Linked DNA regions of Homo sapiens: region 2 is linked to region 1. A link is an interaction called in ENCODE POLR2A ChIA-PET data of the cell type or tissue named here. Cell type or tissue: A673. All regions are shown on one strand. Links, peaks and the distances in the headings refer to the core of each region. The heading gives the core; the rest is flanking DNA.

Region 1 (16,787 bases), core at 5,826-13,825:
AGAATTGCTAAACTGGTACAGTGCAAGCTTGGAGCTACCAGAGCCTTTTTTTTTTTTTTTAAACCACCTTGGGACTGTAGCCTAATAAGAATGAGACCAACACAACACAACAGGAAAAAAGACCCAAGTAACAGAGGGAGAGAGGCCACGTGCTGATGCAGCATTGAGGCCCATGAGGCTGTCAGTCCTGGAGCTAACATCACAATTACATGAATCAATGAATTCCCATTTTTGCTTCAGAGTTGAGTTAGTTTCTGCTACTTGTAACCAAGTGGGTTCTGACAAGTACAAATGGCATTTAAATGAGTAAGATCACACAGGAGGAAAATGTAGCTAGGACTGAGCTGCAAAACACTAATAATTAAAGCTCCAGTAGAGGAGGAGGAGCCAGCATTTTGGTTAGATTGTTTCTTGTCTTTGATGACAATTGGGACCAGAAAGGTAATGCAATGTATTGTATCGCTGAAAGAAAGAGAATCTGTTAGCAGAGTATCGCAAATTTTGTTTAACTGTCTGATAGGTACAAAAAGGGCCTTATGTTTGCAAATTCCCAATATAAAAAATTCGCTTGTAGCTTAGTGTTGGCACGTTATTCCTGTGTTTAAAAGTCAGTACCTCATTGCTGAAGAGCACCATTGCTGCTGAGTCATGCCATCCAAGACAACTATGGCTACCTGCCTTTTCTTGGCACCCAGCATTCCGAGATGCTGGAATTCAGTGATTTTGGCGAAGACAAGTCAGACATGTGCGGACTGTTGGTAAATATGCACCAGCCCTTTGTGGCTTGACTGCCCAAAGTCAGGGAAGAGCTTGGACTCGATCTCTGCTGGCCCCTGAATTCATTTTGGATGAGGCAGGTTGGTGTGTGCTAACCAGGGTCCCCGTTCCTAACAATAGCCAGACTGGCATCGTTGGCTTCAAAATGGATTGTTCTGGCTCCCAAGTCAAAAGCGGCTCTGCACAAAACTAATATTTTGAGCAAATTGTACAGAGTTGTGCACAGTGGAATGATGAGTTTTACCCAATAGGGAGTGCTGAGACAGCCAAATGGTGGCTCTGAAGTGAGTGCCAGGAAGCTGGTCTTGGGGATGGGAGCAGAGTCATCATAGAAATGGATGAATGGCAGGGACTGCAGAAACAATCAAGTAAGAGTCTGCAATTAGAGGAAAGAGTTTGCTCTTTTAGCCAGACACAAGAAGACAAAGGGAAACTCTTCCTTTTGCCACACAGGAAAGAAAATGTGGATTTCAAGTTGTTTTATTCTGGGTTAGTAGGCTCTGAGAAGCACTTAGAGCCATCCAGCCAGCCCATGCTTTGAAAAACTATCATCATTGACTCTGTGAACACAAGGCTCATTGATAAACAGCACAATGATGCTCTTAAGTACTCAGGCACTGGAGCCAGACTGCCTGGCTCACCACTTCCTTCCTTAATGTTCCTGCGCCTCAGTTTCCTCACCTATGAAATGAGGATGACCATGAACGTGGGAAGCATTATGTTAATGAAATAAGCCAAACACAAAAGGGCCAATACCGCACGATTCCACTTATATGAGGTGCCTAGAATAGGCAAATTCCCACAGACAGAAAGCGGAATAGTGGTTACCAGGGGCTGGGGGGAAGAGGGGGAGAATGGAGTTATTGTTTAATGAGTATAGAGTTTCTGTTTGGGATGTGGAGAAAGTTCTGGCAGTGGATACTGGTGACGGCTACACGACATTGTGAATGCATTTAATGGCACTGAACTGTAGACTTCAAAATGGATAAAATGGTAAATTTTGTGTTGTATATATTTTACAATTTTCAAATTAAGTTTGTTGCTACAAACAAAAAATTGACCTAAGAAGTCATAGACAAAAGAATTAGTGCTGTGCGACTTCAGTACATAAAGTACAAAAAAATGGCAAAAATCCTCATTGGTGTTGGATTTTAGGATAGTGTTGTAACTGCCTGAGGGGTTCTTCCTGTGACCGCACAAAGAAAAACCATGGCATTATATTAAAGAAAGAGTTTTATAGACACAAGGCCGGCCATGCCACGTGGGGACCAATTTAGTACTGAAATAATTCTCTTCCAAAGCTCCTAGGTTAAGAGTTTTTCAAAGGCAGTTCGGGGGAAGTGATGGGGGTGATTAGGCCTGCTGCTGATTGGTTGGGGCAGAGATGAAATCATAGGGGGTCAACGCTGTCCTCCTGTGCACTGAATTGTTTCTGGGTGGGGCCACAGGAGTGGGGTTGAGGGTCCAAGTGGAGCCATCAGGTCAAGGTGAAGCCATGGGTGTCAGACATGCAAAAAAACCTGAAAAGATATCTCAAAAAGCCAACCTACAACAGAGATGTTATCTGCAGGAATCACTGGGGAAGCTGCATCTCCTATAACCTCTGGAATAATGACTAAACAATCCTTCATGTCTATACCTTAGCAAGAGACTCAGGCTCTTCTCCTTCCCCTAGCCTGGAGGCCTCCCCTTAGCTTTAGAAAAGCAATTGAGTTTGAGGGAAGGCCTATTATCATTTAAATTTACCCAAATGTCCCTCAAACTCAGCTCAGCCCCAAAGCCCAGGAATAATTAAGGGAAAGGCAAGATGGGGGTGGGGCGAGGGTAGCCCAGCTCACTGTTACAATTTTTCTTACTGATATAATTTTTGCAAAGGCGGTTTCAGTGTTGGTGTTGGATATCAACACCACTGAGGGTGGTGGAGACTGGAAAGGGAGTCTTAGGTGGCTGGTCATGTTTTCTTTCCTGATCTGCAGGCTGATTGCCTGAGTGTGTTGCCTTTGTGAAAATTATTGAACTGTCATTTATATGTGCACTTTATGTATATTAGACTTCAATGAAAAGCACCCCCCACCTCTACAAAAGACAATATTATCCTCCTCAGAGGGCTATTTTAGTATTCAGTGAATTAGTGCAGATAACAAACTTAGAACAGTATCCGGCATATAAGGGCCTCCTAAGTCATTTCCAGCAGTGTTAAAAAAACAAAAGAAAAGCTTTCCTCCAGAAAGCTTTGTGGACTCACCCCTGCGGTTGAGATGCCAATCATTCCCTTCTTATCCACACTTCCTGTGCTTTGAGATACTTTGTATTTGCTCCTCCAAATTCTCCTCCCTGCCACCACCACCCCAGACCCCAGCCCCGGCTTGGCTGTGTCCCTTTGTTAGAGTAGGTAGTTAGGCAGACATAAGCAGCGAAGGAGAGGGGCCTCTTAGCCCAGAAATGTCAGGCAACCATCAGGTGATGGTAGGGCTGTTGTTAAACTGTCTCTCTAAAATAATAATTGGGGTCAGCTGGCACCAGGGAAAGCTACTCTAACAATAGACAGAAAACACCTGAAGCTGGTGATTAGCAACTTCCAGATAAGATCTCAGGAGCTGGATGAGCAGGCTCAAGCATGTGCATTAATTAAGATGCAAAATGGTGGAGTTTAACTGGTATATGACCTTCCTCCAGGAACGCTCAACTTGTAAGGGAAAAATGCCTCAAGTGAACATGCGCACAACTTCCGTAAACACACTGTGCAGTGATCCTTCCCAAGCGCTGGCAGGCCACTGTGCGTGAGGATAGCCCACCCCAAGGGAAGAATCAAGGGAGGAGAAACAGAAACCCAGGAACCACGCCAATGGAGAAAACCCCAAGTCAAGGATCAAATAGGGCACTTGGATCTCTCAAGTTGCCCGCTCGGCCCTCTTCCAAGTGTACTTTGCTTCCTTTCTTTCCTTCCTGCTCTAAAACTTTTTAATAAACTTTTAATTCTGCTCTAAAACTTGTTTCTCACTGCCTTATGCCCTTTGGGTGAATTCTTTCCTTCGAGGAGGGAAGGATCAAGTTTACTGCAGGCCTGTCGGATTCACTGCTGGTAACACCTTTATTAAAGGTTGCAGGTCCTGTCCAGCAGGCCCCTCCACTTGGCTCTCTCCCCAGGTTCTGGTAACTGCCTCTTTTGGCCCAGGGGTAATAATGGTCCCCTGCAGTTAATCCCCAAGGATACTGTACTACTATCCCTTGTGGTTTCTTGTGGTTTTCTTATGCCCAGATCTTTATAAATCACTTCTTATTAAAATCTTCTCCAGTTTTCCCAATTGCAGTGTATTATTAACTTCTGGGACCTGACTGATATCTACCCGCTTAGAAAAGCTATGGAAAGCAGGCCGGGCGCGGTGGCTCACGCCTGTAATCCCAGCACTTTGGGAGGCCGAGGCGGGCGCATCACGAGGTCAGGAGATCGAGACCATCCTGGCTAACACGGTGAAACCCCGTCTCTACTAAAAATATAAAAAAAATTAGCTGGACGTAGTGGCGGGCGCCTATAGTCCCAGCATCTGGGGAGGCTGAGGCAGGAGAATGGCGTGAACCCGGGAGGCGGAGCTTGCAGTGAGCCGAGATCGCGCCACTGCACTCCAGCCTGGGCGACAGAGCGAGACTCAGTCTCAAAAACAAACAAACAAAAAAAAGAAAAGCTATGGAAAGCAGCCATGTAGGCTACGGGACCTCAATCAGTCAGATAACTGCTGACTAGGGCGGACACAAGCAGCTGACCACGCTGAACCAATCAGAATCATAGAAACAGAGGGATTGAACCAGTGGAGAACCACAGAACTATAAGATCATGCACAGGTAGAGCCAGGGTTGGGGCCATGGCAGCCCAAAGGCACCAGCAAGCGGAAGCTACTGTAGGGCAGTTGAAAAAAATTGGTCTGTGGGGAAAAAGGAACACATGCAAAGTATCATTTATTCATGTTTTAAATGCATTAATATATTCAAAAATGTGTTCTAACAATATGCAATCAAATGTAAAATCATCTAATGTGGTCTTCCCAGTTATTAAACTCCATTTTTTTTTTTTAATGTGGGCATGGAGGGGATGGAGTTTCACTCTTGTCACCCAGGCTGGAGTGCAGTGGTGCGATCTTGGCTCACTGCAACCTCTGCCTCCCAGGTTCAAGCGATTCTCCTGCCTCAACCTCCAGAGTAGCTGGGATTACAGGTGCACACAACCACACCTGGCTAATTTTTGTATTTTTAGTAGAAATGGGGTTTCATCATCTTGGCCAGGCTGGTCTCGAACTCCTGACCTCAGGTGATCCACCCACCTACACCTTCCAAAGTGCTGGGATTACAGGCGTGAGCCACACTCTATCTTTTTTTTTTTTTTTTTTTTTAATTCTTCAGCTAAAACAGTGGAAAAGGTGATTTATTATATGGTTGTTACACTCGGCCACAAATAAACACAGAAATAGTCCAGAATGTCACAGGTCCAGGGCAGAGGACCAACATGGGCATTTTGTTTATGAGCAAGGTGGGTCTCAGAGGTGATCGGCGATCAGAGGGCGATGAAGTTCTAGATCCATTGACACAAGCTCTAGACAGTAGCATGCAGTCCCACAACTTGTACCAGCATCCCCAGCGTCTGGCATTCCATGTTTCTGCTCCTGTGGCCTCCACGGTGCAACAAGCTAGCGGTTTACTTGGACCTCTGCCTCATCTTTCTTCTTTTGCGCTTCAGCCTGCGCATTCGCTTCTTCCTCCACTTGGCTCTCATGGCACAGAGGTTTCCAAAAAAAATGGCGCTAAGGCCGAGAGCCACACTCTATCTTTTTTTAAGAGACAAGATCTCACTTTGTTGCCCAGGCTGGGGTGCCATCATAGCTCACTGCAGCCTCGAACTCCTGGGCTCAAGCCATCCTCCTGCCATAGCCTTCCCAGTTGTTAGGACTACAGGTGCACATCACCATGTCCGGCTAATTTTTTAATTTTTCTTAGAGATGGGAATCTCACTATGTTGCCCAGGCTGGTCTAGAACTCCTGGCCTCAAGTGATTCTCCTCCCTTGGCATCCACAAATTACTAGGATTACAGGCGTGAACCACCATGCCTGGCCTTGAACTGTATCTTTAAAGCCCCTGAAATATTGTTCCTACCAAAGTAATATAAATGAGATTATGTCCTAAAATGAACTGTATGAAATGCAAGAAAGCTACTCATTATGAAATCCTGTTAATATATGTGTGTTGGGGTGGATAAGGTAAAGAATGATTGACGCTACTTAATAAATTGTGGTTATCCATTAGTACATTTTTAAATTAAATTACTAATGAAATACAACAAAGTAGAAAATATCAGCCTTCATCATGCTTCTAAGAGCAAATACTGATTTGTGAAACTTATTTCAGTGATACATATACTGGGTCAAGTGTAAAATGTATTTCCACTGGGTCAAAAAAGTTTTTAAAATTCTAGTTAACTGTGGTTAAAATATGCAGTTCAGAAATTACTGTGATGTACTACAGTGTGGGAGTAACACAGGAAGAAAACACAGTAGAGTTATTATAAATAAAATCTTGCTAACATCTATGGGAATCATATATTCTGAGCCTTAATATGTTCTTTCATAGATGGTTTTAAGTTGGAGGTGGTCATCGAGCTACCATTTCATCATCATCCTTCTCACTTTTCTCTTTTTACAAACTGGAGAACGGTACTGTCATCATTTAGGTATCCCCCCAGTGCTTGGAACACCATATGCACTAGATAAATGTTTGATACATCTCTAGAAAATGGTCTTTTCACAAAGCCATTGTGTTTACATAGAATCAATGATATGAATAAGATATTTAAAATTTCCATATATGCACTGCTGTAATCAAACATCATATGATCACTGTAATATCCCATAAGCAGTGGTTTTATATAAAAAAATTTTGAGGCCGGGTGCAGTGGCTCACGCCTGTAATCCCAGCACTTTGGGAGGCCGAGGTGTGTGGATCACGAGGTCAGGAGATCGAGACCATCCTGGCTAACCTAGTGAAACCCCATCTCTACTAAAAATATGACAACAAAAGAAAAATTAGCCGGGCATGGTGGCAGGTGCCTGTGGTCCCAGCTACTCGGGAGGCTGAGGCAGGAGAATAGCAGGAACCCGGGAGGCAGAGCTTGCAGTGAGTGGAGATTGCACCACTGCACTCCAGCCTGGGCAACAGAGTGAGACTCCGTCTCAAAAAAAAAAAAGAAAAAAATTTTGAAAGACTACATTTTAAAAAAATGAGCTATTATTGTTATTCTTTATATTATTTTTCATTGGCATTTTTATTTAGATGTAATAATGTTGATGCTAATACCGCGTCAGTAACAAACTTTACTAGCTGTAGTGAGTTGAACTGTGGCTCCCAAAAGTTATGTCCACCTGAAACCTCAGAATGTGATCTTATTTGAATACAAGTCTTTGTAGATGTAATTAAGATAAGGGTCTCAAGATGAGATCATCCTGGATTGAGCTGGGACTTTAATCCAGTGAGAAATGTCCTTCCAAGAAAGAGAAAAGAAGACACAGAGACAAAAAGAGAAAGCCATGTGAAGACCAGGGCAGAGGCTGGAGTTATAAAGTCCCAAACCACAGAATGCCAAGGATTGCTGGGAGCCACCAGAATCCAGGAGAGAGGCATGGGATGGATTCTCCCTCAGAACCTTCAGCGGGAACGTGGCCCTGGCAAGACCTTGATTTTGAATTTGTGGCCTTCAGAACTTAGAGAGAATAAATTTCTGTTGTGTTAAGCCACCAACTTTGAGGTAATTTGTTAACAGCAGCTCTAGGAAACTAATATACCAGCTGAATAATATACTGATAGTTTAAAGGTCACACCAATTATAGATTTGGTTTTCCTGGCCCTTGCCTGACCTATGTCTTTCACTTAGAGAATGTTGGTAAGAGTTTATTCTGAAGCAGTAGTATTGGATTCCCACAGACAAACATACGAGGTCACATGGCAGCTGCTTTACACAGGACTGTCAACTGGGCCATTGCTATGGTTAGAATGTTTGTGTTCCCTACAAAGTTCACATTGGGATTCAATCCCCAGTGCAGGTTTATTAAGAGGCAGGACTTTTAGGAGGTAATTAGGTTATGAAGGCTCTGCCCTCATGAATGGAATTAATGCTCTTATACAAGGGCTTGAGAGCCTGTGCAATATAGGGGGACCCCATCTCTACAAAATATTTAAAAATTAGCCAGGCATGGTGGTGCACACCTATAGTCCCAGCTACTCTGGAGGCTGAATTAGGAGGATCACTTGTGCCTGGGAGGTTGAGGCTGCAGTGAAATGTGATCATGCCACTGCACTGCAGCCTGAGTGACAAAGTAATACCCTGTTTGAAAACGAAATAAAATAAATAAAAGGGCTTAACAGAGTTCATTTGGCCCTTTTTGCCCTTCCACCATGTGAGGACACCACAAGAAACCCCCCATGAGGAATAGGCCTTCACCAGACTCAGCTGCTGGTTTATTGCTCTTGGACTTCCCAGCCTCTAGAACAGTAAGAAAGAAAGTCTGTTCTTAATATATTATTCAATCTAAGATGTTTTGTTATAGCAGCAAGAACAGACTAAGACAACTATTGCTTGGATTTTCTTTTACTCCTCAAAAGCCAAATATGTCCATGGTTGAAACCAAAGAAACTGGATTTTCATTCCAACTGAACGACCACAGTAGCAGAGCGATCAGGAACATGGGATGGGGTCAGGTAGTTCTGGATTGGAATCCCGGCTCCAACCCTTAACTGAGGGAGTGAACTTGGACAAATACCTGAAACTCTGGGCCTCTCTTTGCTCATTTGTAAAACAAGAATTGTTAAACTCCCTCAAATGCTGTCAGACAATTTAATAAGGAAAACACCATCTTGACAAAGTCTTAGTGGTACCTCAGAAAAAAGAAGTCAGGGATGGATATTTATACAGTTTTGAGATCTTGGTTCAAGTAACCTCAAGAGTCTTTAAAGAAGGGAACTGAAGGTCAGGCGTGGTGGTTCATGCCTGTAATCCCAGCACTTTGGGAGGCCAAGGCAGGCAGATCAACTGAGGTCGGAAGTTCAAGACCAGCCTAACCAACATAGAGAAACCCCATCACTACTAAAAATACAAAGTTAGCTGGGCGTGATGGTGCATGCCTGTAATCCCAGCACTTTGGGAGGCCAAGGCAGGCAAATCAACTGAGGTCGGAAGTTCGAGACCAACCTGACCAACATAGAGAAACCCCATCACTACTAAAAATACAAAATTAGCCCGGTGTGGTGGTGCATGCCTGTAATCCCAGCTACTCGGGAGGCTGAGGCAGGAGAATTGCTTGAACCTGGGAGGCAGAGGTTGCAGTGAGCCGAGATCGCGCCGTTGTACTCCAGCCTGGGCAACAAGAGCGAAATTCTATCTCAAAAAAAATAAATAAATAAAAGGGAACTGACTGGAATTGGGCTAAGATCATGATGTAACCTTAGCCCAAGGTGGACGAAGGGAGGATCTTAAAGCAAGTGTTGATGAGTAAACTATGGCTTGATGAGAGTGAGCAATTTGCCCAAGGGAGCAGATTGTTATCTCAGATAAGCTGATCAGCAGGAATTTCCTAATGCAAACAGAGAAGTTATTTGTTGGCTTACAGTCTTATCTATTCTATGAAAAGTTTTCAGAACAAGTAACTTAAGTTATATTGACACAGGTGGTCTGAGTTCTAAGTCCAAATAGCAATGTCATGTTGATGGCAGTTGTCACAGTTCTCAAGAGAATGATATCTACTTTCTGTGGCTGTTGTCAGGAGTAAATGACATCATGGTTCTATAGTATCTGCCACACAGCAGGGACTAAATAAGATATTATTATTATCCATTTTAATTTATTTTGAAAGACCAAACAGATGTAATAGGAAATTTTTATATCTCTCAAATTTTTATTGCTTTTCATAAATAATAAGCAAAGTAAATGGCTTGCGGCTTTCCTGGAGTTTAGGAACTACTAAGTTACTAAGGTTATAGTAGAATTTGCACTTACTGAAAGAAAAAAAAAGGGGACAAAAGGAAAAAAAACATTGAGAGCTCTTTTTCTTTGCCATGATGCTAGTTGTCGGCATATTTGCATTCCCCAAGGACTTGGGAGTAATTAGCTCTGCATAAGCTGCACATCTTCAGGAAGAAAACAACTTTTATAAATGCAGAGAGGTTTCATGAAATGGTGTGTCATATGGAAATGCAATAATTTCTGGAGACTAGGAGTCTTTATTCATTCCCTCTGCATATTCTCAATTGAATTAGTAAAATTTTCTTATAAGAGAATGCTACATCTCTTCAGTCTCTGAACATACAAAGCCCAGAGGAACTTCTTGAGTGTTTGTATATTTGAGTGTTTGACTTCAGAATCTCTAGACGGTGGTTGAGTCTTATCCTCAGGAACAGAAAGCAACATGGTCAGATGCCTGTTTGACTCCAAGGGCAGTGCTCATTCAATGCCCCCACCCCAGCTTTCTCCACTGAACCTCGCAGCAGCATTCTAAAGACTGCAGGAGGGACTGCCCTGGTTTTGCCCCCTTCACTCCAGGGAGTCTGAACCTGCTTCACTCAACTTTCCCATCTCTAAAAGAGAGACAAAAAGTGCAGCACTCTTAATGTTTTGATGCGTCATTAAAACAAATAAAATAATCCAAACGATGTAGAAGAAAATTGTTTTACTGACAAATAATAATTATACATATTTATGGGGTACAATGTAACATTTTGATACACCAAGGGATGATTAAATCAAGCTAATTAACATATCCAGCACCTCACCTACTTACCTTTTTTTTCCTAGTGAGAATATTTAAAATCTACTCTTAGCAATTTTGAAATATGTAGTAAGTTATTATTAACTATGGTCACCATGCTGCGCACTAACATTTATTCCTCCTGTCTAACTCAAACTTTGTACCCTTTGACCAACATCTCCTCTTTCCCTGTCCCACCCCGTACCCCCATCCTTGAGTAATCATCATTCTATTCTCTACTTCTGTAAGTTCCACTTTTTTAGATTCCACAGGTAAGTGAAATCATGGAGTATTTGTCTTTCTGTGCTTGGTTTATTTCACTAAACATAATGTCCTCCAGGCTTATCTATGATGTTGCAAATGACAGAATTTCTTTCTTTTTAAAGGGTGTCTAGTATTGTGTAGCCAATTCTTCATAATCCCAAGATATCATTACTATGTGATAATAAAGGCAAGCGTATGAAGTAAAAGAAACTGTAGTAGGTCAAACTAATAAGAAAAATGCTGATCTGAATGTCTATACAATGCATAGATTGTGTTTTTAAAAATGCAACAGTATATAATTTCCGGACCTGCTATAGTCTTGGGAACTAAGCAGTATAAAACTTGGCTAGTGACTAGATAAAATGATGATGTATAACAGACATTAGTTACTTATATGCTTAATTAATCTGAACATTTACCCTACACTCTTATTGGCGTTATTAATTTGTTCAATTTGTTAAAAGAGTTTCCTAAGAAAATGTGGCTTTATTTCAGTACCTATTTTGAATCCCAAATATTTTTTATATTCTGGCTTGATAACTGAGTGACTAAGAGGTTTCAGGGCCTTGCTACTTGGGTTTGTATACAGGCCTACCATTTTCTGGCTATGTTTTCTTAGATTACTTCACCTCTCTGTAACTTAGTTTCCTCAATGATAAAATAAAAATAATAATCATGGTCACCTCATAGGGTAGTTAGGAGGATTGAATGTGTTAGTTCTTATAAAGTGATTAAAGAACCAAATGCATAGTATGTTAGTTCTTGTTTATTTTTCTTGAAGTTAACTGTAGGAATTTTACCACTTACAATTTACAGTGGCATTGCTCTATGGGAATAATACTACGTGGGAGGATTCTACCGTGGTTTTTGATATAGTTTGGATGCTGTCCTCCTCCAAATCTCATGTGGAAATGTAATCTCCAGTGTTGAAGGTGGGGCCTCGTGGGAGGTGATTGGATCATGGGGAGTCTTTCCCCCTTGGTACTGTCCTCACCACAGTGAGTGAGGTCCTGTGAGATCTCATTGTTTAAAAGTGTGTGGCACTCCCCCAACTCCTGCTCCTGCTTCCGCCATGTGAAATGCCTCACTTCCCCTTTGCCTTCCACCATGATTGGAAGATTCCTGAGGCCTCCCCAGAAGCAAAAGCTGCTATGCTTCATGTACAACCTGCAGAGCCATGAGCCAATTAAACCTCTTTTCTTTATAAATTACCCAGTCTTAGGTATTTTTTTATAGCAGTGAATGGATTAACACATTTTATTTCAAATTTATATCCTGTATAGCCTTGCATTATGAAAAGAGCACAGAACAGGAAGTTAGGACATCTTGCTTTGAGGTCTAGAACAGCCATCAACTATATGATCTTGGGTGAGTCACTTCACCTCTCTGAACCTGTTTCCTCAAGAAAAATAAGCAGAGTAGGCTGCCTGCGTGATCTCAAGACAACACACTGTGCTAGAATGAGTCTTACAGCAAGAGTTCAAAGTTCAAATTCTAATTCTAGAACTCGTTGAGTGTAAAATTCACAGCAAGTCATAGAACCTCTTGGAACCCCAGTTTCCACATCTGGAAGAAGGGGCAGAATAGTATCAAAAATGCTTCACTCCCAGGAATGTGGTGAGCATAAAATTAAATAATGAAAAAGTCAACTATAAAGCACTAAATAAATATAAGGTAAAACTATTAATAAAATCTCATTTAGTTTAATATTTCTGCTAAATCTTTTTATTTTCCTATAATCTTTTCCAAGTATTTGTTCTTCTGCAGGTAGAATTCTGTGGGTTGAAACCAGACTATAAAAATCTGTGTGTTTTTTTTTTTTTTTGTCACTCAGACTATCTGCTATGAAGAATGTTTTCCCTTAGTTAAGGTAACAGCTATAAATGTTCAGTTTGCCCCTGAGTCATTATCTGAGTCATGATTCTGTATGAGTCAAGAAATCTAAGAAATATAGAAATTATCTATTTATCCCCTTTCTTTTCTTTGTATAAATATCTCTAGATATAACCAATAAATAACTTGCCTCTATCTTGGGTTTCTTAATATTTTAAAGAGACTGTTGTAGAGGAATAGGGTAATGGGAGATTATCTTCATCAAGAAAGAGCCTGTGCATATAACCTGTACACACACACACACACACACACTCACACACACACACACAAAATCAACAAAACCCTATGCTCCAGCCAGAAAAACACCTTCTTGCCACTAGGCCCCTATTAGTGCTGGTCCCTCCACCTGGAATTCCTGTTCCTCTGATTTCTAACTGTTCAATTATACCTAGAATTCAGGGTTTTGTTATAATCTCAAACTTTCAGTGAGATGGATTGAGTGGTTCTTTGCCCAGTGAAAAATCTTTAAGGCCAATATTCCTTTTTTTGCAGATGGTGAATCTGACAGAGGAAGAATTAAATGACTTGTTCAAGGTCACCTTTGAGGAATTTGCAGGAAGTTTAACTTATGTATATTTTTCCCCTGTAGTACCCCAGGTATATCTTTTCAAATCATCCTCGTCTGAACCAATTTATGCTCCCCTTACCCATCAGGTTCTCCTGTAACACATATATAATACCACATGTTGCCTTGCACTATAGTTGCTTGTGAATAGATACCTCCCTTCCCAGAGAGTAGGTCCCACAGAAGAGTAACTATCTTATTCTCCAAATCCTTTAGAGCTTTTAGCACTGAGTACATACCCAGGTATCACAAATTTTGTATTTGTTGAATTGGAGTGGAACATCTCAAGGATATTTTTCTATTGCCTTTCTATGAATAAGCTCAGTTTTGCATGAGTCCACTTTGATTCTCACCTAAATAAGATCATGTAGAAACACCAAAAGCACCAGTGTAGATGCAAGAGATGGTGAAGACCTGAGGCCTTCACTGCTGCCTCCTGCCAGCCCTGCAGTTCTCAAAGAACAAGGGTCGTTGGGCAATCCTTCCAGACAGCTTCTGGGAGTGACCCGTCCTTGACACATTGAGTTAGCTGTGCTCTGAAGGCCCAAAGCGATTCGAAGCATGATTTTAATGACTGTCATTACTTCTGCCATTACTACCACCCAATAAAAACCATCATCAGCTTGATGTGATTATCCCTCGGTTGTGCAGTGCCTCTGGACTCCAGCAAGCAACAGAGCATATGGTCTTTGCCAATAGCATTATTCATCAATGGAGGATAAAATTCACAGTAGCACCCAGCTTGTCACAGTGGGGAATGGCTTTGGGCAAGTCACAGCTTCAGCTCAGCTTAGCTCTTTCCAAGATGTGGGCTCTTATTCACAATGCCCTTCATAAAAGTGAAAATGAAACACATGCTGAATGGGATTTTTAGAACAATAAGAACCCTATAATTAGGAAGCAATAGCTAAAATTATATTATCCCTGAGAGCAAAGCATAGTAACAAGTTAATGCAATTACTAATCCAGCTTTTTCCGAGGTAGAAGCAAACCATGCAATTATATCCTTAGTCTATATTTTTTCAGGGGCCTAATGACAGGAAAACAAATGAAGTGGATCCCCATCTTCCACCCTTGCCTCCGCTAAGCCATCAGAGGACAAGTTTCCCACCCCACTCTCTCCAATTTCACTTGAAAAATAAAACAGGCCTCCAGCTGTGAAATGGATTATGCTCTACAACTATGTACCTGGAATAGAAGCCATCATTCTTCATGAAGTTTGCTGAGAATTATGTATCGCAGCCTGGCAGCTTCCTGTTCCCTCGTTAGCCTGCATATCCCACTTAACGAAAGATTCGCCATGCACTGACTTGTATGTGACTCACAGTGTGCACAGTATGCACTGACTGTGACCTGTCCCCAAATGAACACAGTACCAGTCTAACGTACCACCTTACCTATGGCTCTCTCCCATACACACCCAATCCACTGCAGGCAAATGATCTACCCACAATCTCCCAAACACAGTCTTCACTGTCTGGTCACTGCTCCTTTACACGTGGCATTCACTCTGCTTGCAGAGGCATTTTAGAGTGGATATCTAAAGAAGGAGATTTCTCCCAAGCATGCACATAGGAGGGCACTGGTCTGATGCTCTGATTGACAGTTCACTACTGCAAAGAGGACAGATGAGAAAGCAGCTCAGCTCTTTGATGCTAAGGAAAAAACACAGAACCTCACTTATCTATATGTAATCACAAACTTTAGTATCCATCAGTACCAAGCCAAAATAGTTCCTGTTTGGACATACATTATTAGAAATTAACAACAAAATTTAGTAAATGGTTGGCCAGTTCTGAACGCAGAATAGCCACCTCTGAGTGAGCATTTTGATCAATCTAACTCACACATTTCTGGTTCAACAAAGTTATTAGATGAGAAGACCCAAAACGGTGTGTAAATGGGACACAGATTTATAAACAGTTAATTTATAATCATATATGGCAAATTAACCTGTATGTCACTAATGTGCCACCAATCATAAGACATGCCATCATTTAATCTGTCATGAAGAAGTGAAAAACTCAATTAAACGGTGACATCATGCTTCCTGATTAGAAATGTTCATTTTTTTGTTATGCTAAATTTACATAAATACATATTTATTTAAACAACACGGGGCCACAATATGAACATCTATGCCCAAGTTTCTGCATGCCCAGCAATGACTGCCACCCTGACAATGGTGACTGATATCATCAAGTGTAACATGCATCCTGATTCAAGTTGTTCAACTGTGACACAACGGGTACCTTAGCACTGATGAAATATGGTACCCGCCTGCGTCACATGAGCTTCTCATGATCCAGCAGCCTCTCCTCACCTGACACTGGCTCTAGTCCCCAGTAATGACTCTGATCCTGTTTGTCCTAGGAGTCTTCTCTTCCTTTGTTTCCCACTTCCCTCACTGGGCTACTCAGTAACCAGTTAGCTGTTAAGGCGCAAGCCTTTTTTTATTTTAATTTTTATTTTTTCCAAAACTCCTCAACAATTGCAATTGCCACTTTGTTTCTACTATTATTGCCCTTGACTTATTTCTTTATTTATTTAAGTTTCTTTTGTTTTTAAACAAGAAGGCTGGGTACAGTGGCTCGTGCAGATAATCCCAGCAATTTGGGAGGCCGAGGCAGGTGGCTCACTGGAGGTCCTGAGTTCAAGACCAGCCTGGCCAACATGGCAAAACCCTGTCTCTACTAAAAATACAAAAATTACCTAGAGGTGGTGGCACACGCCTGTAATCCCAGCTACTCACATGGCTGAGGCAGGAGAATTGCTTGAACCTGGGCAGCAGAGGTTGCAGTGAACCAAGATCGTGCCACTGTACTCCAGCCTGGGCAACAGAGCGAGACCCTGTCCAAAAAAAAAAAAAAAATCTCAAGGCTGGGCATGGTGGCTCACGCCTATAATCCCAGTACTTTGGGAGTCACAGTACTCAGGATCATCTGAGGTCAGGAGTTGAATACCAGCCTGGCCAACGTGATGAAACCTCGTCTCTACTAAAAATACAAAAATCAGCCGTGCATGGTGGCATATGCCTGTAATCCCAGCTACTTGGGAGGCTGACACAGGAGAATTGCTTCAACCTGGGAGACGGAAGTTGCAGTGAGCCGAGATTACGCCACTGCACTCCAGCCTGAGCAACAAAGTGAGACTCCATCTGAAAAAAAAAAAAAAAAAAAAAACCAAGAGAATCTTCCATCATCAATTGAAAAACAGTAACTGCCCTTATTCTCACCCAGGAGGAGAGAATGAAAAAATGTTATCATTTTAATATCTTTATAATTTTAGTACCATGTACATAACATGAAGTTTACCATTTAATCATTTTTATTACAACAAAATATTTTTTAATTTTTCTGCTATTGTTGTCATATACTTTACTTCCGTGCATGTTATAAACACCATGATACATTGCTATAATTTTTCCCCAAGAGGCTTTCAGAGGTCTGCAATGAGTTAGGGTTGAAAAAACAGTGATCCAATGTGCTAGTTCAAAGACTGCCTCTCC
Region 2 (16,787 bases), core at 4,534-12,533, 140 kb before region 1:
TCTGCACAATAAAACTTGGTCTCCACAATCCTTTATCTCAACCTGAACATTCCTTTCCATTAATCCCAGGTCTTCAGATAAACTCAACCAGTTGTCAATCAGAAAATTTAAATTTACCTATAGCCTGCTTTAAGTTGTCCCGCCTTTCTAAACCAAACCAATGTATTTCTTAAATGTATATGATTGATGTCTCATGCTTTCCTAAAATATATAAAACCACGCTGTACCCCAACCACCTTGGGCACATGTTCTGAGGACTTCCTGAGGTCTGTGTCATGGGCCATGGTCACTCATATTTGGCTCAGAATAAATCTCTTAAAATATTTTACAGTTTGACTCTTTTTGTCGACAATAATTACATTTTAAGATATATTATAAATAATGCCCTTCCAGCCTAGGCAACATAGCAAGACCCTGTCTCTATAAAAATTTAAAAATCAGCCAGGCATGGTGGCACACACCTGTAGTCCTAGCTACTTGGGAAGTTGAAGCAGGAGGATTGCTTGCATGCAGGAGTTTGAGGCTATAGTGAGCTACGACAGCACCAGTGCATTGTAGCCTGAGTGACAGAGTGAGACATTGTCTCTAAATAAATAAATACATGTTTTAAAATAAATGAAAAGAAAAATGATGTTCTTGGCTGGGCGTGGTGGCCCACGCCCTTAATCCCAACACTTTGGGAGACCGAGGCAGGTGGATCACTTAAGGTCAGGAGTTCAAGACCAGCCTGGCCAACATAGAAACCCTGTCTCTACTAAAAATTCAAAAGTTAGCTGGGCATGGTGGTGCACACTTGTAATCCCAGCTACTCAGGAGACTGAGGCACTAGAATCACTTGAACCTGGGAGGTGGAGGTTGCAGTGAACTGAGATCACACCACTGTACTCTAGCCTGGGTGACAGAGTGAGACTGTGTCTCAAAATAAAAATAAAATAAAATAAATATTTTAAAAATGATGCTTTTAATATATGAAAAGCAATAGCCAAGTCTATCACATTTAAACTTCAAGTTTGTAGAGTACAAAATAGACAATGTAAAGGTGGCACAACAAAAATTCCCATCTATGATAACAGGGTGACTCTTGAATGCCAGTGTCTCCTAAGCAAGACCTGCCTGTGGGCCCCAAGCTGAGCAGCAACAAAATGTAATACAACATATAAAGTATTACAAAAGTGGTGTGGGTACATTTTAGAAACAGAACTAATATCTGAAGCTATTTCCTGAAATATGTCTGTGGGATTGTGGAAGCTAAAGCAACTCCATCTTAGATGCTAATCCACCATGTTGACATCTGATTAATCTGTGTTCCCGGAAGGCCTCTAAGATTTCTACTTTTTCCATTGTTACAGTGAATCCTTCCCTTAGGTCAAAACAACCTTGACCATAAATCCTACCTTAGCCAGACTCACACAGCATTCTTGCCTTCCCCTTGGAAGTCAACTTCAATTGTGCTACACATTTTTTCCCTGTGATATTTAAGCCCTGGGTCTGAAGGGTAATGGAACGGGAGTCCACCATCTCCCTTTTGGACATCTGAGACTGTGCCTTCTTTTTGTAAATCCCTGTTAAATGTTTCTTTCTGAGAATTGGTTGTATCAGCCTCTTTCTTCAGCCTCTCAGCTTCCTCAGACGTTGGGGTAGGTTTGCATAGACCTACTCACCACAGAACAGTGGTCAGGTGAAGTTATTTAGAGTGCAGTATAGAGATGTCATCCCAGCATTAGTCAGAGCTTAGATTTCTTTAAATTTGTGGAGTGTAGTGTTTTTGAAAGTGTGTTCCTTGAAGCCCTAGAGTCCTCAGAAGCCACCTCAGTGGATGGAGAAAATCGAGCAATTGAGGCCCTGTGCTATTCACCTTTGCATTAGCTGGTATAGCTTTACTTTTATCTTTATGTGTTTTACATAATAGGGTGATGAAGAAGAATTCTTTCTTTCTTTGTTTTCCTTTCTTTTTTCTTTTTCTTTTTTTTTTTTTTTTTTTTTTTTTTTTGGTTGTAGATAGGATCTCACTCTGTCGCCCAGGCTGGAGTACAGTGCTGCGATCTCAGCTCATTGCAGCCTCAACCTCTTGGCCTCAAATGATTCTCCCACCTTGGCCTCCCACAGTGCTGGGATTACAGATGTGAACCACTGTGCCCAGCCTGACATTATTTTCTTTACACTGTACACTTCAGGCATGCTGAACTATTACACATTTCTGGGCTCATCATAGTCTCTCCCTTACTTCTGAACCATTATATATGCTATTTCATATGCCTGGAATGTTCCCTACACCCATCCTACTGTTACTTGTCTAATTCCTACTCATCTGCAAGTCTCACCTTGCCTCCCAAACGAAACTACATGGCCTACGTATACCTACATTTTTGTACTCAACCCTGTAACTACAGGGAAGAAGAGACCTTGGGTCAAAAACTCAAAACACTCCGGGCCACATGACAAATTTGACAAAAATGTAAGGTACGTCTTCCAACTACCTTCTCTTGTTCTGAATACACACCCCCAAACTGTCAATTATAATTGGATTCCCATGTAGTTTTGTCTTTAAAGAGTAAATGCACTGGTCCCATTGGTACAGCACAACTCACATAAAAAATTTGTTGCCCTTTGTAAATTAATACCATTTCAGCCTCTGTACGTTTGAATATTATGAGTCTGCTAAGAGAAGAATTTACTTTCAACATGCTGACAAAAATTCAAGTTTTGAAGCTGCTGAGCAAAGATTCAGAGCCTGGACCACAGTGAATTTACCAATTTAAATGAGCATCCTGAGGTCTCTTGACAGCTAGCCAGCTGGCCTCCCTACATGATATAATTAGGATGATGGGCTGCATACAATTTAGACCTACAGCACTTCTATCTCCCCTTAGAATTTGATAGAAACTCAATGATAGATGATTCCAGAGGCTAATTCTAACAATACCATTGATTAAACTCATAGATTACTTAGAATGGTCTGAACATTTAAAGTAATGCAGTAAGGACTCAAATAAATGGTTTTTGTGAAATACTAATCTGAAAATGTCTTGCTAGCATATAGATGGCAGCATAAGTAAAGAATAGAGATGGTAAAGTACTCTAAAGTATTATTACTAGTGACATTATTATTTTGTAAAAATATATTCTAGTGGCCGAGCACGGTGGCTTATGCCTGTAATCCCACCACTTTGGGAGGCCGAGGCGGGTGGATCACGAGGTCAGGAGATCGAGACCATCCTGGCTAACACGGCAAAACCTCATCTCTACTAAAAATACAAAAAATTAGCCAGGCGTGGTGGTAGGCGCCTGTAGTCCCAGCTACTCGGGAGGCTGAGGCAGGAGAATGGCGTGAACCCGGGAGGCAGAGCTTGCAGTGAGCCAAGATCGCGCCACTGCACTCCAGCATGGGCGACAGAGTGAGACACTGTATCAAAAAAAAAAAAAAAAAAAAAAAAAATATATATATATATATGTATATATATATTCTAGTGAAAGAGGTACATACACACATTCCCTCTCTCATTTACATCATTGTTTCTAAGTGATATCAAATGAAATTTAATATTAAAATTTGTAAGATAACATAAACAACACAATACACTTTTTTTTTGTTTTAGATGAAGTCTCACCCTGTAGCCCAGGCTGGAGTGCAACGGCTCAATCTTGGCTCACTGCAATGTCTTCCTCCTGGGTTCAAGCAATTCTCCTGCCTCAGCCTCCCGAGTAGCTGGGATTACAGGCGTGCACCACCACGCCCAGCTAATTTCTTCGTATTTTTGGTAGATACAGGGTTTCACCATGTTGGCCAGGATGGTCTCGAACTCCTGACCTCCTGATCTGCCCACCTCGGCTTCCCAAAGTGCTAGGATCACAGGTGTGAGTCACCGCGCCCGGCCCAATATGCCTTTTTAAAACTTTTTCAGGACAATGCTTGTTATGAGTTAATTGGCTAAAAATGGGACCCAAAAATATATTCTATTGACATATTTTGGTTAATATAAAAAATAGACATTTAGATGATGAAAAAAAGCAACAAACAAATTAACCTGAAAAGAAAATTAAAGAACAACTTGGGAAACATACAGTACTCCTCCTCTTCCTTTTCCCTAATGCCTCTTTCCTCAGGTTGTAGAGCATTGTGTGGCCTTCAGGAAAAAATATCAATTTGCTCAATTAAATTAAAATCCAGTTTGTAATGTTGTTCTGTTGACCTAAAGGGAAAAACTGAGGCAAACGGAATGTAAGTAGAGAGTTTATTTGGGCCAAGTTTGAAGACTGCAACCTAAAACATAGACTCAAAGTTCCCTGAATATGTACTCCAACTAGCAGCAATTACAAGTAGCTGGGGTTTTGTTTTATTTTATTTTATTTATGAGAAAGGGTCTTTCTCTGTCACCCAGGCTGAGTGCAGTGGCACAACCATGGCTCACTGCAGCCTGTGCCTCGTGGGCTCGAGTGATCCTCTTGACTTTTTTCTTTTTTTTTTTTTTGGTAGAGAGAGGGTCTCACTGTGTTGCTCAGGCTGGTTTTGAACTCCTGGGCTCAAGCAATCTTCCTGCCTCTGCCTCCCAAAGTACTGGGATTACAGGCACAAACCACCACACCCAGCCACAAGTAGGTTTTTAAGGGACAAGAAGAGGTGATCTTACACTGTTTACTGATATGGTTTGTCTCTGTGTCCCCACCCAAATCTCATGTTGAATTGTAATCCCTACATGTCAGAGAAGTGGCCTGGCAGGAGTGACTGGATCATGGGGGGCGGATTTCCTCCTTACTTTTCTCATAAAAGTGAGTGAGTTCTCACGAGATCTGATGGTTTAAAAGTGTGGCACTTCCCCTTTCACTCTCTCTCTCTTCCTGCTCTGCTACGGTAAGACGTGCTTTGCTTTCCCTTTGCCTTCCGCCATGATTCTAAGTTTCCTGAGGCCTCCCCAGCCATGCAGAACTGTGAGTCAATCTAACCTCTTTTTAAAATAAATTACCCAGTCTTAGGTAGTTTTTTTTTTTTTTTTTTTTTTTTTTTTGAGATGGAGTCTCGCTTCATCACCCAGGCTGCAGTGCAGTGGCACAATCTCGGCTCACTGCAACCTCCACCTCCAGGGTTCGAGTGATTCTCCTGCCTCAGCCTCCCCAGCAGCTTGGATTACAGGCATCTGCCACCACCCTGGGCTAATTTTTGTATTTTTAGTAGAGACGGGGTTTCACCATGTTGGCCAGTCTTGTCTCAAACTCCTGACCTCAAGTGATTCGCCCACCTCGGCCTCCCAAAGTGCTGGGATTATAGGCATGAGCCACCATGCCCTGCCTCAGGTAGTTCTTTATAGCAGTGTGATAATGGACTAATATATGTACCAATAATTTACATTTAAATAATATAATTTATTGATTGGCTGTACCATGTTCTTTGTATCACAAATTTCAGGAACATGAAGATAATGGGCAGTTCAGCTAGTCAGAAACAAAATGGCTTTTTTTTTCTTCAAAATAGGTGTATTTAAACAGAGACAGGGTTTCTCTATATTGCCGAGGTTGATCTCAAACTCCTGGCTTCAACTGATTCTCTTGTCTTTCCAAAATGCTGAGATTACAGGATGAACCAGCATGCCAGCCAAAATGCCTTTAAACAATTGTCCCTGACTGGGCACGGTGGCTCACACCTGTAATCCCAACACCTTGGGAGGCCAAGGCAGGAGGATCCCTCGAGCCCAGGAGTTAAAGACCAGCCGGGGCAACAAAAGCCATGATCATGCCACTGAACTTCAGCCTGGGCAACAGAGTGAGACCCTGTCTGAAAAAACAAAAAACCTGATAAAGGGCACGTTGGCTCATGCCTATAATGCGAGAACTTTGGGAGACCAAGAAAGGAAGATTGCTTGAGCACAGCCTGGGCAACATGGTGAGACCACATCTTCACACTCACACAAAAATTAGCCAGACATGGTGGCATGCACCTGTAGTCCCAGCTACTCTTGAAGCTGAGTGGGGAGAATCACTTGAGCCAGGGAGGTCGAGGCTGCAGTGAGTTGAGATCATGCCATTGTATTCCAGCCTGGGAAACAGAGCAGGACCCTGTGTCAAAACAAAAACCCAAACAAAAAACAATTACCCCTGGGCATAGATGCAAGATGGTGGGGGGTTGTAGGATGTGACTAAAGTCACATACTCATGTCTCTCTGGGCCTGGCACCTCTTGCAGACCTCACATAGCTCAGATTGCTCTGAGCTATATTTCTTTCCTCAATTCACTCAAGAAACTGCGCTATATATGTTGTTACTGCATAACATGATGGGAAGAAATGTAAAACTAATAAATAATTTAGTTTTTTTATGAGAAGTGACAAAAATCTTTAAACCCTTTCATATACTGAAGAAAAAGTCTGAAATAGCATATATCGTAATTTTAAGTAGAAAAGTTAGGGGTATTGAAACCACCTTCGCAAAAATAAACACTGAGAAAATTATGAAAGAGGTCTGACCTGACTGACTCCAGCTTGCTTACACTCTCCAAGCTGCCCTTCTTCATTCCTGGGTGCAGGCCAAACTAACTTTGGGAGGAATTTAATTTATAGTCTAACTTTGAAACAAAGATGATAACAGCAGTTTCCTGAAACAAACCTCCTTCTTGCCAGGGGGACCAGACTGCCTTTGTAAGACTAACATATTAACCACAAGATTAGAAATGATGGCTTAGGAGCCATGCAGCCAGAAGCCACAGGATTTCAACCCTCCCCAGTTGCTCCTAGGGATAATATTACTATTGTAAAACCTGAGATTGGTGCTCAAGATATTTTTTAGACCCTGCATTATGGTGCATCAGCTGGCACCTCCTGATCAATCAGCACTCTCCACTCCCTGGCCCTCTACCCACCAAACTATCCTTAAAAAAATGCAGTCTCTAAATTTTGGGGGGGACTGATTTCAGTAATAAAACTCTAGTCTTCCATTCAGCTCGCTCTGTGTGAATTAAACTCTTTCTGTATTCCAATTCCCCTGTCTTAATAAATCATCTCTGTTTGGACAGTGGGCAAGGAGAACCCACTGGGCAGTTACAGTATTATTAGGTTAATAAATATATTTGTCCAGGAGTTCGAGTCCAGCCTGGACAACATGATGAAACTCTGCCTGTACAACAAATGCCAAAAAAATTAGCTCAGCATATTGGCCCATGCCTATAGTCCTGGCTACTCGGAAGGCTGAGGTGGGAGGATTGCTTGAGCCCAGGAGGCTGAGGTTGCAGTGAGCCGTGATGGAGCAATTGCATTCCAGCCTGGACGACAGAGTGAGTCTCTGTCTCTAGAAACAAAAACAATATATATTTGTCCCTCCATATTGACAATCTTGCTAAATTTTAAATACTGTGAGGTAGAGTAGATTAAAGGGATCTATTGTACCTTTTGCTCTGAGTTAAAAAGTTGAAAACACTTGGAAAGAGCAAGCCATTTTTAAAAGCTGAAGGCATTCGGAAACACCAAGTCATTTTTCAAGCTTGCATAGTAGCTTCTGACCTCTAGTGGGAACTTGGCTTGAATAACTATGCCTACAGTGTAGAGGGAGCCATATCTACTCTTGTTTTGTTTCATTCTGTTGAATTTTTATTTTCGTGTCTTGTTTCTGTGGTTTGAAGAATAACTACTAAAATTTGGTTTAAGTGTAAATCCTCTAAAGAAATTCTTGCCAGAGCTTTTCTTTATATTTTAACTTGCTTACTCAAGCAACTTAAGCAACAGTTAACTTAGGAAGTTTTTTGTTGAGGTTTTTTTTTTTTTTTTTTTTTTTTTTTTTCCCCATGCAAAAGAGGTATCGTTTGTGTTGAAACCTGGGTTTCACTGGACAACACAATTTACCTGTGGTTGACCTGAGTTTCACTGGACAACACAGTTTACCTGTGGTTGGTTGTAAAATGTTCTGTAATTCAATAAAATAAAGATAAAATACAAGACTCTTTTGGTGGATAAAAATTAATCAATATTTTGACTTTAAAGAAGCTTTGTGTTTCTTTTTAAAATCAATGTTTTGACTTTAAAGAAGCTTTGGTAAGAATGTTTCAACACTGAGTAACATTCTGTTGAACTTTGCAAACATTGTATATGATTTTAAAAGTAATTTATGATAATAGGAAGTTGCATTGGTTATTTACTTGCTCTGTATTACTTTATATATTGTAACTTTTCATTGCAAAGATAAAAATAACTAAACAGAAAGTTTGTAACTAAGCATTTGGTAGCACCGTCTAAGCTTCTTACTTATTTCATTTATTCCTCACAACAATCCTGTGAGGTAAAAAGTAATGAGGTGTTTTGTTGTTGTGATTGTTTGTTTGAGACGGAGTTTCGCTCTTGTTGCCCAGGCTGGAGTGCAATGGCGTGATCTTGGCTCACCACAACCTCTGCCTCCCAGGTTCAAGCGATTCTCTTGCCTCAGCTTCCTGAGTAGCTGGGATTACAGGTATGCGCCACCACACCTGGCTAATTTTGTATTTTTATTAGAGACAGGGTTTCTCCATGTTGGTCAGGCTGGTCTCGAACTCCCGACCTCAGGTGATCTGCCTGCCTCAGCCTCCCAAAGTGATGGGATTACAGGCTTAAGCCACTGTGCCTGGCTAGTCATGAGGTTTAAAAAGATTAAATAACTTGCCCAAATTAAGAAGTGATTGAGCAAAGATTTAAAACCAGACAACCTGACTCGAGAGCCTGCAGTGTCAATGATTTCTAATACTTAAATACCTAGTATGCTGGTTACACTAGTAAAGAGGCAATATTATTCTAGGAGTTTAAATGTTTTATTTACTTTTTTATCTATATATTTTTTAAAAAACATTCTCATAAGCTTTCATCACATATAACTCTATGGTCTTCATAATTTTAATTTCTAATGCCTAACAGTCTATCAACATTAGAATGTAGAAAATCAATCCACAAGGAAGTTTGTTTTTTTATCTCTATTGTTTCATTTTTAGTATATATATTTTAGGTTTTTGTTCGCTCATTAAAAAATGTATAACAAATCAGAAGCATATAAAGTGCATTCCATGTGTCATTGTATAATTTTTAAAAAGCTAAAACCATGGCTCTCATCTAGTACGTATATAAAGAGTTGTCTGAGCATGCTGGCTCACATCTGTAATCCCAACACTTTGGGAGGCCGAGACAGGAGGATTGCTTGAGCCCAGGAGTTTGAGACCAGCCTGGGCAACATAGTGAGACCTTGTCTCTACTAAAAATAAAAAGAACTTAGCCACCTGTGGTGGCATGTGCCTGTGGTCCCAGCTACTCAGGAGGCTGAAGCAGAAGGATTGCTTGAGCCCAGGAGGGCAAAGTTGCAGTGAGCCATGATTGCACCACTACATTCCAGCAGCCTGGCTGACAGAGCAAGACCCTGTCTCAAAAAAAAAAAAAATCCAAAAACAAAATCAAAGAGCTCATAGATAAGAGAGTCAACAACAGGAGAAAGCCAATTCAAAGGGGCATAGGACAGGTAGTCACTGAAAGAAAAAACAAATGCTAGACTATACTAGAACAAACAAAAATGCTAGACTACGATTACTAAATTACATAAAAACTGGTTAGTGCCGCATAGGGTAATAAAACTAACTGTTGGGTTGTAGTCTGTTTACCAGCCTCACAACATCTGCATCTCTATGGGACAAAGGTTATTTGCACTTATATTACACAATGATTATTTGCATCACTATCTGGTTTTCTACAATTTACTTTCTGCTCTTACATCTTTACCAATTATCACTATCTATTATATTGCATATCTTATATATTTACTTTGTTTGCTGTCTTCTCCATTAGAACATTTTCCCACTTCTGTACACTGCTATATCCCCAATGCCTAGAACACTGCCTAGCACATAGAATGTACTTAAAAGTATGTGTGGAATAAATAAATAAGAAAAAATTTTTCCATGCTGGCTAACACGGTGAAATCCCGTCTCTATTAAAAATACAAAAAATTAGCTGGGCATGATGGTGGGTGCCTGTAGTCCCAGCTACTCGGGAGGCTGAGGCAGGAGAATGGTGTGAACCCGGGAGGTGGAGGTTGCAGTGAGCTGAGACCGCGCCACTGCACTCCAGCCTGGGTGACAGAGCAAGACTGCATCAAAAAAAAAAAAAAAAAAGAAAGAAAGAAAAAAATTTTTTAAATGCAGATCAATTTGCCTTTAAAACCACAAGCTATTTTTTTTTTAACTTTTTACCTTTTTCTCTTTTTTTTTTTGAGACTGGGTCCCACTCTGTTGCCCAGGCTGGAGTGCAGTGGCATGATCTTGGCTCACTGCTGCCTTGACCTCCTGGGCTCAAGCGATCCTCCTGCCTCAGCCCCCTGCGTAGCTGGAACTACAGGTGCATGCCACCATGCCCTGCTAATTTTTGTATTTTTGGTAGAGGCAGGGTTTTGACATGTTGCCCAGGCTGGTCTTGACGTTCTGGGCTCAACTGATTCACCTGTGTCAGCCTCCCAAAGTGCTGGGATTATAGGTGTGAGCCTCTGCACCTGGCCCCACAGTTATTTTAAAAGGAAAAATGGGGGAAATGTAAAGTAAACAAACCCCAAGTACATTTAAATGTAAGTTAAATCAGCTGTGTAAAGGACACCCAAGCCCTCATATTGGTGATTGAACAGAGAAAAGCTTGTTTCTACCTATTTGTGGAGAGATGAATAGAAACGACGTGTGATGAGGAAATAAAACATGGAGAAACTGGAGAAAATCTACTAACCCCTCGTTCTTTTTTTTTTTTCTTTTAAGATGGAGTCTAGCTTTGTCGCCAGGCTGGAGTGCAGTGGCGTGATCTCAGCTCACTGCAACCTCCGCCTCTCGGGTTCAAGCGATCCTGCCTCAGCCTCCCAAGTAGCTAGGATTTCAGGTTCATGCCTCCGTGCCTGGCTAATTTTAGTATTTTTAGGAGAGAGATTTCACCATATTGGCCAGGATGATCTCAATCTCCTGACCTCAAGTGATCCACCCACCTCAGCCTCCCAAAGTGCTAGGACTACAGGCGTGAGCCACCGCGCCCAGCCTTACTAACCCCTCATTCTAAAGGTAAATGGAAGGATACAACTTGAGAATGTAGGAGAGAAAAAAAATTTCTTTTCCTCTATTCTTTTTCATTGTGTGGGTCCCTGCAAGTTAGCCTGACAAAAGATAGATTAACAGAAGAAAAGGCATACAAATTTTATTTAATGTTAATTTTTAGCAAACAGAGGTGCTTTTTGTTTTTTGAAGAGATGGGATCTCACTGTGTTGCCCAGGCTGGTCTTGAAACCCTGGGCTCAAGCAATCCTCCCACCTCAGCCTCCCAAAGTTCTGGGATGACAGGCATGAGCCACCATGCCCAGCCCACAGGGGCTTTTCTAAAAAATGAAGTGAAGACTCAGTAAAGCAGATAGGCCTAAGAGCTTAAGTACCACTTTAAACAAAGAATGATAAATTGTGGAGATGGAACAAGGCAACAGAAAAGTGTTTTAGGTTTCCAAGGGCAAATGGTGGGAAGGTAAATATATGGGAGGAGAAACTAATGGAGTAAGGTTGATTTGTGCAGGTCCACTTTGGTATTGACAATCTACAGAATAGGAGAAAATTTTTGCATTCCATCCATCTGACAAAGGCCTAATATCCAGAGTCTACAAAGAACTTAAACAAATTTACAAGAAAAAAAACAACCCCATTAAAAAGTGGGCAAAGGACATGAACAGACACTTCTCAAAAGAAGACATTCATGGAGCCAACAAACATACAGAAAAAAAGCTCAACATCACTGGTGGTTAGATAAATGCAAATCAAAACCACAATGAGATACCACCTCACACCAGTCAGAATGGCAATTATTAAAAAGTCAAGAAACATGGCAAGGTCCACATCGGTGGAAGAAAGCAAGCAAGCTAGGGTGGTAGATTATTACCTGTAAAATTATCTGGCCCTGGTGGGTTTTCTTTGTATGTATGAGAAAATTTTTAAATACTAATTTAATTTTTATGATAATTGTGATTTCTCCTAAATTCATTCATTATATTCTCTTCTTTTAATTTCTGTTTATCATTATTGACCTTTTCCCTCTGTCTTTTAAAAATTATTATTATTTTCTTTTTGAGTCAGAGTTTCACTCTTGTTGTCCAGGCTGGAGTGCAATGATGTGATCTCGGCTCACTGCAACCTCTGCCTCCCAGGTTCAAGCGATTCTCCTGCCTCCCGCATAGCTGGGATTACAGGTGCTCACCACCATGCCCAGCTAATTTTTTGTATTTTTAGTAGAGACGGGGTTTCACCATGTTGGCCAGGCTGGTCTCGAACTCCTGACCTCAAGTGATCCACCCACCTCAGCCCCAAAAGTGCTGTGATTACAGGCATGAGCTACCACGCCCAACTCTTATTTTTTATTATTTGAGACAGAGTCTCACTCTGGTCACCCAGGCTGGAGTGCAGTGGCAAGATCACAGCTCACCACAGCCTCCATCTTCCCATCTCAGGTGATCCTCCCATCTCAGCCTCCTGAGTAGCTGGGACTACAGGCAGGTATCACCAAACCCAGCTAATTACTGTATTTTTTGTAGAGACAGAGTTTTGCCATGTTGCCCAAGCTGGTCTCTAACTCCTGGGCTCAAGCAATCCTCCTGCCTTAGCCTCCCAAAATGCTCAGATTACAGACATGAGCCATTCTTCATTTTTCTGGCCTATTCTTCATTTTTAGTTTCCCATTCTGGCCGACTTGACCATTATCTTTTGCCTAGATGACTATAGAATCTTCCTCTCTAAATGATTGTTTGGCTGGGTGCACTGGCTCATGCCTGTAATCCAAGCACTTTGGGAGGCCAAGGAGGGAGGATTATTTGAGCCCAGGAGTTCAAAACCAGCCTGGCAACAAAGTGAGACACTGTAAGAAAGAAAAGAAAAGAAAAGAAAAGGAAAGAGAAGAGAAGAGAAAAAGAAAGAAAGAGAAAAAGGAAGGAAGAAAGGAAGGAAGGAAAGAGGGAGAGAGGGAGGAAGGAAGGGAGGAGGAAGGAAGAGAGGGAGGGAGGAAGAGAGGGAGGGAGAGAGAAAGCAATAGGAGGGCAGGGGAGGGGAGGGCAGGGGAGGGAAGGGAAGGGCAGGGCAGGGAAGGGAAGAGAAGGGAAGGGAAGGGATTAGCCAGGTGTGGTGGTAGACGCTGGCTGAAGAAGTAGGAGGATCACTCCCAGGAGGTCAAGGCTGCAGTGAGCCATGATCACACCATTGCACTCCAGCCTGGGCAACAAAGCAAGACCCTGGCTCAAAAATAAAAATAAAAAAGTCATTGTTTATATCACAGCCAGAATGGTCATATTTAAACATAAACTAGATTTCTTTTCCTAAACATAACCTAGCCTATAAATCATTAACCAGTTTATACACATAATTCTGCTCCTTGTTCTATTCTCACTTAACAATATATTGGACCTCACTATGTTCAAATATGACATGGGACATACATTTTTTTTTCTTAAAGTATTCTTTGTTTATATGAAATTCAAATGTAACTGGGTGTTCTGTATTTTTAGTTGCTAAATCTGGCAGCCCTACTTCTACCATTGGTCCAACACAAGGTGGCTGTTCCAGTTCTAGCCTCCACTCAGCCATGGGAAGAGCTTAAGTAGGCTTGAGGAGCACAAGTCCAGTTCTCTTTAGGGCAAAACCTGGACATGTCACATATTACTTCTGTGCATATACCATGGGTCAAAACATTTCCACATTTAGCTTCTAAGGAAGCTGGGAAATGTAGTCTTTAGCTAGGCAGGCATGTAGCCAACTAAAACCCTATTGCCAAGAAAGAAAAGAAGAATGGGTACGGGAAAACAACTAGTAGTCCCACATTGACAATAATCTTGGCCAGGTGCGTCGGCTCACGCCTATAATCCCAGCACTTTGGGAGGCCAAGGCAGGGGGAATCACCTGAGGTCAGGCATTCAAGACCAGCCTGACCAACATAGAGAAACCCCGTCTCTACTAAAAACACAAAATTAGCCAGGTGTGGTGGCCCATACCTATAATCCCAGCCACTCGGGAGGCCGAGGCATGAGAATTGCTTGAACCCAGGTGGCGGAGGTTGTGGTGAGCCAAGATTGCATCATTGCACTCCAGTCTGGGCAACAAGAGCCAGGAAGGAAGGAAGAAGGAAGGAAGGGAGGGAGGAAGAGAGGGAGAGAAGAGGGAGGAAGGGAGGGAGGGAGGGAGAAAGCAATAGGATGGGAGGGGAGGGGAGGGAAGGGAAGGGAAGGGAAGGGAAAGGAAGGGAACGGAACGGAAGGGAAGGGAATCCCAGCACTTTGGGCAGCTGCGGCAGGAGGATCACCTGAGGCCAGGAGTTCAAGACCAGCCTGGCCAACATGGAGAAACCCTGTCTCTATTAAAAATAAAAATTAGCAAGGCATGGTGGCTGGTACCTGTAATCCCAGCTACTCGGGAGGCTGAGGCAGCAGAATAACTTGAACCCAGGAGGGGAAGTTTACAGTGAGCCGAGATCATGCCAATGCACTCCAACTTGGGCAATAGAGCAAGACTCCATCTCAAAAAACAAAGAAACTAAATGAGAACATAGTGAGAAATGAAAATTAAATCTGATTAGGCTAATACTTAGGTTTACTCTGCCAGGTGCTTTGCGAAACCTTTTACACACATTATTTCATTAAATCTTTTTCTTTGAGACAGAATCTCTGTCGCCTAGGCTGGAATGCAGTGGTGCAATCTCAGCTTGCTGCAATTTCCGCCTGCTAGGTTCAAGAGATTCTCCTGCCTCAGCCTCTCAAGTAGCTGGGATTACAGGCATGTGTCACCACACTGCCTAAGTTTTGTATTTTTAGTAGAGACGGGGCTTCACCATGTTGGCCAAGCTGATCTTGAACTCCTGACCTCAAATGATTTGCCCACCTCAGCCTCTCAAAGTGTTGGGATTACAGATGTGAGTCACCATGCCCTGCTTCATTAAATCTTTATTGCAACAAGAGGAATTATTATTATTATTATTATTTGAGACACAGTTTTACTCTGTCACCCAGGCTGGAGTGCAGTGGCACCATCTGGCTCACTGCAACCTCTGCTCCCGGGTTCAAGTCATTCTCCTGCTTCAGCCTCCCGGGTAGCTGGGATTACAGGCATGCACCACCATGCCCAGCTAATTTTGTATTTTTAGTAGAAATGGGGTTTCACCATGTTGGCCAGTCTGCTCTCAAACTCCTGATCTGAAGCGATCTGCCCACCTCGGCCTCCCAAAGTGCTGGGATTACAGGCATGAGCGACCATGCCCGGCCAAGAGGAATCATAATTCTTATTTGGCAATAGGGAAAATGGAGGTTGTAAGGGTTAAGTGACTTTCCTAAGTCATATAGCTGATAAAAGATGTAGCCAGTATTCAAAACTGAGGTTAACTTCATTATGCCATATTACATTCACACCTTAAAAAAATAAAATCAAGGTATCTGATATCTAGACAGAGTCTTACTCTCTTGCCCAGGCTGGAGTACAGTGCTGTGATCATGGCTCTCTGCAGCCTCACCCTCCTGGGCTCAAGAAATCCTGCCACCTCAACCTCCCAAGTAGTTGGGACTACAGGCATGTGCCACCACACCTGTCTAATTTTTGTATTTTTTGTAGAGATGGGGTTTCACCATGTTGCCCGGGCTGGTCTTGAAACTCTTGAGTTCCAGCAATCTGTCCACCTCAGCCTCCCAAATTTCTGGGATTACAGGCATGAGCCATGGTTCCTGGCCTTTAAACCTTTCATTATGGAAAATTTCACATGTGAAAATAGAAAGAAAAATGTAACAAAGCCATATGTACCTATTGCCCAGCTTCAATAATTATTTACACCCTGCCATTCTTTTTTTATGAATCTTCCCTTACCCCCTAAATTCTCACAATTTTTTCTTTTATCATGGAGTATTTTAAAACAAATCCCAGTCATCAAATTTCTCTACGTGTAAATATTTCAGTATGCTTCCCTAATGCCTAAGAACTTGAAAAAAGAAACATAACAATAACATTGTCATGCCTCCAAAGAATCATATTTAACATCCAGTCCAAGTTTAACTTTTCTTGATTGTCTCAAGAGTATTTTTATGGCTGTTCAAATAAAAATTCAAACACAGTGCAGACATTACATATTTTACATATTCTCTTAAGTCCGTTTTTTGCTTGCGTCAGCAGCACATATACCAAAATTGGAACGATACAGAGAAGATTAGCATGGCCCCTGCTCAAGGATGACATGCAAATTCGTGAAGCGTTCCAAAATAAATAAATTCATTAATTAAAATTAAAAAAAATTTTTTTTAGTCTACGCTTGGTGGCTCACGCCAGTAATCCCAGCACTTTGGGAGGCCGAGGTGGGCAGATCACAAGGTCAGGAGATTGAGACCAGCCTGGTTCACACGGTGAAACCCCATCTCTACTAAAAAAAAAAAGTACAAAAAATTAGCCGGGTGTGGCGGCGTGTGCTTGAAGTTCCAGCTACTCGGGAGGCTGAGGCAGGAGAATAGCGTGAACCCGGGAGGCGGAGCTTGTAGTTAGCTGAGATCGCACCACTGCACTCCAGACTGGGCGACAGAGCGAGACTCTGTCTCAAAAAAAAAACAAACTTTTTTTAAAGTCTCTTTTAATGTATGACAGTTCCCCTTCCCTTGTGTTTCCTCGCTTTTCTAATGCTTTTAACTCTGGGATCATGAATTAACTTTGTAACCTGCTATGTGTTCATTGAAGAAGTAAGGCTGTTTGTCCTGTTGAATTTCTTACATTCAGAATTGGGCTGACAGTTTTCTCCTGGTGTCATTAATGGGTTTTTCCATCACCTATACTTCCAG

What was found. Peaks named below come from ENCODE experiments on the same cell type or tissue, not always from the same donor. Only the 100,000 strongest peaks of a DNase experiment are listed, where the experiment ranks them.
Region 2: POLR2A ChIA-PET joins it to region 1 with 23 read pairs; 2 of 35 experiments call an interaction of 5 or more read pairs at or near these places.

What each region holds. Positions count from the first base shown.
Region 1 is chr12:93,078,134-93,094,920 of GRCh38, forward strand. The region is part of intron 3 of LOC643339 (a long non-coding RNA gene); the gene reads right to left. It overlaps LOC105369908 (a long non-coding RNA gene), which reads left to right and starts at 12,347. Exons shown (of 4, transcript NR_188219.1): 1 at 12,347-12,495. It also overlaps the pseudogene RPL41P5. In A673, for the core only: no CTCF peak of the experiment used is centred there; DNase peaks (open chromatin) are centred at 9,898 and 12,218; H3K27ac peaks cover 1,166 bases.
Region 2 is chr12:92,936,521-92,953,307 of GRCh38, forward strand. It overlaps the pseudogene RNU6-1329P. Among named protein-coding and RNA genes, the nearest start is that of EEA1, 16 kb to the left of the region's middle. RefSeq lists an enhancer at 1,793-1,842. In A673, for the core only: a CTCF peak has its summit at 7,464 (motif pointing left); no DNase peak of the experiment used is centred there.